Linked DNA regions of Homo sapiens: region 1 is linked to region 2. A link is a contact called in ENCODE Hi-C or POLR2A ChIA-PET data. All regions are on one chromosome and are shown on one strand. Each heading gives the region's core, a stretch centred on a gene start or an enhancer-like site at or near the end of the contact. The rest is flanking DNA. Distances are from core to core; before and after follow the strand shown. Region 1 overlaps SLC38A4-AS1 (SLC38A4 antisense RNA 1). Region 2 overlaps SLC38A4-AS1 (SLC38A4 antisense RNA 1).

What was found. A loop is a pair of places that touch in the nucleus more often than their neighbours do. ChIA-PET counts read pairs that join two places held with the same protein, here RNA polymerase II (POLR2A). Pooled maps may share reads with other maps.
Region 1: a map of endothelial cell of umbilical vein shows a loop between it and region 2 (5-fold over the local background). The contact joins two enhancer-like sites. A Hi-C loop is called at or near these places in 9 of 168 maps with a recorded cell type or tissue (CD8-positive, alpha-beta T cell, IMR-90, MCF 10A and 6 more), 2 of 37 single-sample maps with no recorded cell type and 6 of 50 pooled maps. POLR2A ChIA-PET finds 5 or more read pairs at or near these places in 12 of 52 experiments (A549, AG04449, AG04450 and 7 more).

Annotation. Positions count from the first base shown.
Region 1 is chr12:46,559,948-46,563,961 of GRCh38, reverse strand. The region is part of intron 3 of SLC38A4-AS1 (SLC38A4 antisense RNA 1); the gene reads right to left. Among named protein-coding and RNA genes, the nearest start is that of SLC38A4-AS1, 180 kb to the right of the region's middle. Within about 2 kb of position 1,606, at least 8 of the 41 ENCODE cell types and tissues checked have a DNase peak (open chromatin) inside an H3K27ac peak, as active enhancers do; they include endothelial cell of umbilical vein, where a contact is called at or near this core.
Region 2 is chr12:46,522,183-46,526,005 of GRCh38, reverse strand. All of the region lies in intron 3 of SLC38A4-AS1 (SLC38A4 antisense RNA 1), which reads right to left. Among named protein-coding and RNA genes, the nearest start is that of SLC38A4-AS1, 140 kb to the right of the region's middle. Within about 2 kb of position 1,930, at least 21 of the 41 ENCODE cell types and tissues checked have a DNase peak (open chromatin) inside an H3K27ac peak, as active enhancers do; they include endothelial cell of umbilical vein, where a contact is called at or near this core.

The DNA.
Region 1 (4,014 bases), core at 357-2,856, 38 kb before region 2:
ATTATGGAAACAGTATGCAGTCTCCTCAGACAACTACAAATAGAACTACCAAATGATCCAGTAGTCCCACTACTGGGTATTTATCCAAAGGAAACAAAATCTATATATTAAAGAGAAATCTGTACCTCCATGTTTATTGGAACACTATTCACAATAGCCAAGATATGGAATCCACTTAGGTATCCAATAACAGATAAATGGATAAAGGCTACATGTTTTCACACAAGCTAAATAAATAAATAAATAATAATTTAAAAAAATTTGATCTCCTAGGAGTAAAAAGTAGAACAGAGGATACTGGAGTCTGGCAAGGGTAGGGAGAGGTGGGGACATGCATGGATTTGTTAAAAGATATAAAATTACAGCTAGATAGGGGGAATAAGTTCTAGTGCTCTATACCACTATAGGATGACTATAGATAACAATAATGTATAGGTTCAAATAGCTAGAGGGAAGATATTAAATGTTCTCAACACAATAAAATGAAATTATGAATATGCTAATTACCCTGACCTGATCACTACACATTATATATATATCAAAACATCACAATGTACCACATAAATATGTACAATTATTATATGTCAATTTAAAATTAAATTTTAAAAAAAGAAATATTGAGAGGGATGATAGTGATGGTTGCACAACAATGTGAATGTACTTAATGCCTCTGAACTGCACACTTAAAAACAGTTAAAATGACCAATTTTATGTTATGTATATTTTACCATAATAAAGAAAAACATAAAACTTCCGTAGAAGAGTCTCAACTGAGTGCATACAGAAGTCATTTACTGTGTTCTGTTTGTGTTCTTGCTGTGTTCCTGCCCCTCATTATTTCCTTGCGCCGCAGAGAAAGAAAGAGACTGAATAGAAAGCCTGTTGCATTTGTGTTTTTTCCTGTGTGCCAAATGCATGAATCAACTACCGTTTCCACTTGATGTCACACAGGCATCTGAAACTCAAAGTATTGCACAACTGAATGCATTGTCTTCTCTCCCATGCCTACTTTTCCTCTTCTATTCTTTACTTATATTGGCATCAAAATTGTAAAGTAAAACCTTTGGCTTTAGTCACAGACACTTGTATTTCAAACAACCACAGTCCAGCTTCCCAAGATACCGCAGATGTGGGTTCCAGCAGCACATGGTGTATTGCCCTGTATCTCAATCATCAAATCAAAAAACTGGGGAGCTATACTTGATTTCTCATCTACTCAGCCCTGCATCTCATTCTTCAAGAATAACTGACTCTACCTCCTCAGACCTCACAGATCTGCCCCACTTCTTCATTCTTTCCAGTATTACTTTAGCACCTAACTAGTCTTGCTATTGTTAGTTTTGCCTTACCCTAATCTATCCTTCAATGTGTTATCAGAGTGACCTTTCTAAGATACAAATATGTGTAGGTACCTTTCATGTCTGAAAAACTAAACTAAAGATGCCTGCTGCTGCCATTGTAGCAACTCCTATTCCAGGAAATAGGAACGTAGATGGAAAGAACATAAAATAGGAACTGAATGACATGCAATATCTGTTGACCAAGATTACATCACTCTGGTAACATCCGTATGTATCACTGATGAAGCATTTATTTATTTATTTTTCAACCAATTTAGAAAGTTTATTTTGCCAAGGTGAAGAACACGTCCATGACACAACCTCAGGAGATCCTGGCAACATGTGCCTAAGGTGGTGGGGGTACAGCTTGCTTTTATATATTTTAGGGAGATAAGAGACATCAGCATATGTAACATTGTCATTGGTTCTGGTAGGGGGTTGGGGTTCCAGGTCATAAGTAGGTAAAAGACAAAAGGTTGCATTCTTTTGAGTCCTTCATCAGCCTTTCACTGAATACACAATGTAATCTGGCTCAGTCAATCTGCATTTTTACATAAACAATAGGGCAGAGGAAGCAATCAGGTATGCATTTGTCTCAGATGAGCATAGGGATGACTTTCTGTCCCACACCTGTGAAGATAAGCTATTGGTTTCCATAGCCAGGGTGAAATTCAACAGAACAGAGCAATTCTCCTGTCTCAGCCTCCCAAGCAGCTGGGATTACAGGCGTCTGCCATCACGCCTGGCTAATTTCTGTATTTTTAGTAGAGACGGGGTTTCGCCATGTTGGCCAGGCTGGTCTTGAACTCCTGACCTCAGGTGATCCACCTGTCTCAGCCTCCCAAAGTGCTGGGATTAGAGGCATGAGCCACAGCACCCAGCCTGTAGCTGTATTATTGAGGAATAAAATGGGAGGCATGTTTGCCTGATGTAGTTCCAGGCTTGACTTTTCCCTTGGCTTAGTGATTTGGGGCTCCTGGGGTTTATTTTCCTTTCACAGTGATATCTATTTTTTTTTTTTTTGGTTGTTTTTTGTTTTGTTTTGTTTATGAGGTCAGTCTCGCTATATTGCCCAGGCTGGTCTTGAATTCCTGGGCTCAAGCAATCCTCCCGTCTTGGCCTCCTGAATAGCTGGGACTATAGGCATGCACCACCGTGTTCGGCTTCTTTAGTGATATCTTCTGAGCACACAAAGCACCAGCTAACATTAACATGCTCATGATTTTGGCAACCCCGCCTAGGGGTAAAGTGTGATGAAGCATTTATAAGTTAAATCACCTCTGTCATAAATTGGTCTCACAGAATAGTCCTTTCTTTTTTTACAGTCCATTTTTTCCCACTTATTTCTATTCTTAATTTCAAAAATATTTAATTTTCTAATTATATTTCTCACACATTCAAGAAAATAACTTGGAATCTAGAAATAAAATGCAACAGCATCTGTGATATCATTAAGCAGTGAGCACATCTTGTAAAAACAGAGAAAGTTACACTCCCAAGGTCTATGAGCAGGTGCAATACACCTTGGCTGCTGAAACCCACATCTGCAGAGTCATCGGAAGCTGGACTGTGAGTGCTTGAAGTACAAGTGTATGTGACTAAAACCAAAGGTTTTACTTTACAATATTCTAAAAAGTCAAAAGTGTGATGAAATACACAACCAAATAGGTAGTTTAAAAAGAAAAAATTAAATGATCATTATCTATAAGCAATGATTTTTGGTTTAAAAACCTCAGTTGAGTCAACTGAAAAACATTAGAAATAATGAGTCCAGAAACATAGCTAATCATAAGATAAATATGCCAAAGACCCATGGCTTTCTTGGAAACCCACAAAAATATATTTAGAAAGTATGAGAAAAAAATCCCTATTCTCAAAAGCAACAAAAAACAAAATATCCTAAAAACTGCCTTTTAAAATACATGGGGATGTAATGAAATACATATCATGGTTCTGCATAAGGATATTGAATTAATTAAGTTAAAAGTATAATGCAATTATTATCAAAATTTTAATAGGATTTTCCTGGTAATGAACTGTTGCTAAAATTTATCTGAAAAAATAAATTCTATATATTTTGAACAAACTCAGAAAACCTCTTACTCTCCTCAGTTTATTTTTTCAGAAAATCCTAGGCTGGCTTTTAAGTGCCTTGCCTAATATATACCTCTGGCATTATCACACTTCACTGCAGCTCTTCATTTTCATGTCTTTCTTCCCTTGGGCTGCTTGAAGTCAGGGATAGTATCATTTGTCTTTCCCACCACCCAGCACAAAGCCTGGCTCAGGGAGCATTCAATATGTTTGCGGAGTAAGTGATTTTTAAACTGGTTAAACAACCACACCAGAGAATGACGGTTAACAGATCAATGTCACTCTGAAGGGTGGGCACCAGTGCCATAAAAGGATTCTCTTTGTCCTGCCTTCTTCTCCATTTTCATCAGTGATTCAATGAATTTGTATATGATACATTTGCTATTTTGTGAATGAAAAGAATCAGGGAAGAATAAATCCTAACCAGGCAGAAATGAGAATGCTACTGAATTCTGATAGGCTGGAAAAATAAGCCTAATTTAGGAGGGTAAATTTCATTAAGTGCAAGTGTAAAATATTGTTCAAGCACATACATGCACACACACAGCCCTATGTGAATAGGAATTGGAGGACGCAGGAC
Region 2 (3,823 bases), core at 681-3,180:
TTCCCATTCTGGCTTAGTGTCTCGTCTTCTTTCTTTCTCTCATCCAGACCTCTAAGTGAAACTTCTTTCATTTTTTAATTGTTTGTATCCTCTTTATTATTTTTAGCATCTCAATCTGGAGAATCAGCGAATGGTAGCAGAACTTCCATGGACATTGGTGTCAGATAGACTGAGTCTCAGACTCCAATTTAGCCACTGTCTGGATTTGGGCAAGTTATTTAATCACTTTAAGTTCCTTCATCTGTACAACAGATATTTTAATAGCTAATTTGCAGGGCTTGTGGAGAAATAAATGTGTGCAAAGGCCTAATGGTAGGTGCTAAATAAATGGTACCTCTTATTGTTGTTACTTTAATTATCATTGCTTCAATCTGCTGGCGACTGCTTTCTGTGGACTTCCCCTCCTCGCCATGTTGCTGTCCATCACCCTCTCCCTTCTCTGTAAGGGGCACAAAAGCACTGATCCAAAACCTGAATTGCTGGTTCTCTTGTCTAAGACCATTTGGTTACTGCCCAGGGAATAAGAGAAGCTCCCTTCCCATCCACTTGGCACAATGGGTCACATTATTTGCTAAAAGGCAACTAAATGAGACCAGGAGACTTTGTCATAATCAAGCTACCACCTCCCCCAACCAAAGTGAAAATGTGAAGACTTTTGGGCAAGACCAGGAGCGAGGACTTCAGGTGTTTATCAATTACTTCAAGGGCTAGGCCCTATTCCAGATATCTCCACAGCAACAGACCTTCTTTTGCATTTTAACTGTAGTCAGTGACTCCAAACCATTCCTCCTTGGGGAGAACATGAAGAACTCCTTGTCTGGTTTAGGATTTACACATCTGGGGAATCCTTGTCTTTACTAACCTGTTCCAGCTGCCCTGGTCCAGCTCTCCAGAGAACTCAATGTCACATGGGAGAATGAGGCACAGCTGCAGCTTGCAGTGAGCAGCTCCGCCAGGCAAACAGCCACCTCCCTTGTCAGAACAGAGAGAAACACCAGGCCCCTGGGGCTCTGTGCCAGAGGAATTTAGAATGTATTCCCCCTCTTGGGTCAGCCACTTCCCTGAGCCTAAAGGACTTCCCACGCCTGCTTTTCTCTGACCTCCCTGAGGAGTCACAGTTCCTCAACAAGCTAGCCACACTGATTTAGCATCCTTACCCACATGAACTATCTCCTACCCCTAGCCTCCTCCCATCTCCATCCCCAGTCTCTTTACTTGCTCTTTCCTATGCTTGGAAAAATCTGGCATAGTCCTTCCCATTCTGACCTTCTGCCCTGAAAGGCACAGATGGAGAAACACTTCTTCACTGAGCAATTACCTTGACAGCAGCCACATTTGGGGAGACAAGTAGAGACACCACCAGTTTTTAGGACTTCTCTACTTCTCCATAATTGGGTCCTTGTCATTAGGACTAAATCACCAAAACTGCCAGCAGCAGGGTGGTCAAGTCTCTCAGGAAAACTGTACTAGATATTCCTAATCTTTTCAAGAAAACCTGCTCTGCCCACTGGTCTGAAAGAGGCAGCTCTATCCTCCCATATGATCTTAACTGCATGGGCCATGACTGGATCATGATGAACAACTGACCAAAGAGAACTCAATCCGTTAGCTAGACAGTGGCTTATGACTCATGTGGTCCAGCTCAAACAGATGAGCTGGGCCAATCAGACCCTCACAAATTGTGTATCAAGACACACACAAGCCAGTTGCTATCAGTGCTGTCGGGAAGGCCACTGGAGTCATACGCAAGGTGAGTAAGCAGAGGAATTTGGTCAAGACGGGGCGGGAGGGAACAGAAGCATAGACAGAGGCAGAGATGGGAAGGCCACGATGATATGAAAAGATAGAGTAGCCCAGCTGTGCCTTCTAGCTCCCAGCCCCACCCTGTGAGGCTTACTCTACCTTTCATCTTTGCCCTATGACTTTCATTCAGTCTCCTTCTGGCGGAAGCTAGTTCAAACAAGGTTTCGTTTCTTTACAGTCAAAAGAATCTTAATGTAAGCAGTTTCTCCAGAATAGCTTCCTGTGTCTAAACATTTTTCCGGACGTGCTGCATTGTAGTCTGAGTCTCCTGTTAGTCAAAATAATAAATATAGCCATCACTTTCTGAATGCTTTCATTATGCCAGGCAGTGTGCTAAGAGCTTCATACATATTATCTCATTTTTTCTCATAGCGATGTAGTAGTAGTATCCCTGTTATACATGTAAGAAAACTAAGAATTAGAAAAGCTATGCAAAATTGCCCAAGGTCATGCACTTTCTAAGTGGGAGACCCAGCATCTGACTCTGTGCTCCTAACTATCCTTAGGATGTTGTCCTTTGTACAGTCAGACTGGCAGGATTAAGCATTGCAGCTGCAACCTGCAGGAATGTGGCTATAGGCTCCACAGGCCCTCCTGGGAGGGGCCAACATCCTAATGCCGTAAACCAACAAGGATGTCCAAGGTGGGACTAAGAATTATAGAGGCCACCACAGACACTGGTCACAACACCTACTCTCCCACCAGTGGGTCTCAAAAAAGATCAGAAGCATAAATCCCTTTTCCCATCTCCAGCTCATTACAGGATTCCAAGAGGAAATGTGAAAATGAAAACATGTTAGGAAGCCAGGCGCGGTGGCTCACGCCTGTAATCCCAACACTTTGGGAGGCCGAGGCAAGCGGATTACCTGAGGTCAGGAGTTCAAGACCAGCCTGGCCAACATGGTGAAACCCCCTCTCTACTAAAAATACAAAAATTAGCTGGACACTGTGGCATGCTCCTGTAATCTCAGCTACTCAGGAGGCTGAGGCACGAGAATCACTTGAACCTGGGAGGCAGAAGTTGCAGTGAGCAGAGATCACGCCACTGCACTCCAGCCTGGGCAACATACTCCACCTAAAAAAAAAAAAAAAAAAAAAAAGCAAGAAAGAAAGCAAGAAAAGAAAAAAAGAAAACATGTTAGGAAAGGCAGATGTGACTGCAAACTTACCTACAGCCCTGATGATTTTTTGAGGAACAATTCCTAAATATATTAAGTAATACAGAGGTAAACTTGATTTAAAAAAAAAATCTCCTTTATTTATCCCTTGGTAACCCTAAACATATTTTTAAATGAACATTTTCTAAATATAATGTCCTGGAGATTATTGTTAGGCTTCTGCTTCACTGATACACAATTCACAAAACTTATTTGTACAGGAAAAGATAAAAATCAATGCAGGTTGACAGTTAATAAAGTATAGATGGCAGCATGATATTTACTAAGTTGTCCAAGCCCCAATTCTGATCAAGCACTATTAGTTATCCTCCAGAGTATCTGCTAGGATAATAGAAATGACATTAAAAAAAGATGTCGTATTCAATAACACATTTACCTTTCCGGGACAGATAAATGACTGATATTGGGGGTCAGTGTATAACCCTCCTATGGGAAGAAAGACAATGATAAGTGCAAATAGCAATTAAATGTGCTCTAGAAGTTGTTGTGGTTTTGTTTTGTTGTTTTTTTTTTTTAAACTGGAGCTGTAATTACAGGGCTACTAAAGATGTGAAGTATATAGTTAAGGTTTTGTCAGCACTTTTATTGTAATACTTAGTGAGATTAGTCATTTTAGTTGTTCCCTTTGTATGCCAAAAATGGAAGACAGCTGTTTGTGCACTAAAAACTGCTTTTTAAAGGATAGTTCTCTCTGGTTATCAAGCATATTTTGCCATCAGGGAAACATATTTTAAAGCTTTTGCACTGTCAAAATGAAGTGTGTAGGAATGATTGCTTTAGCTGTTACTTCTAAATAACGACAGGAAGATCTAACATGTGGTAATACTGCACAAGGATGATAC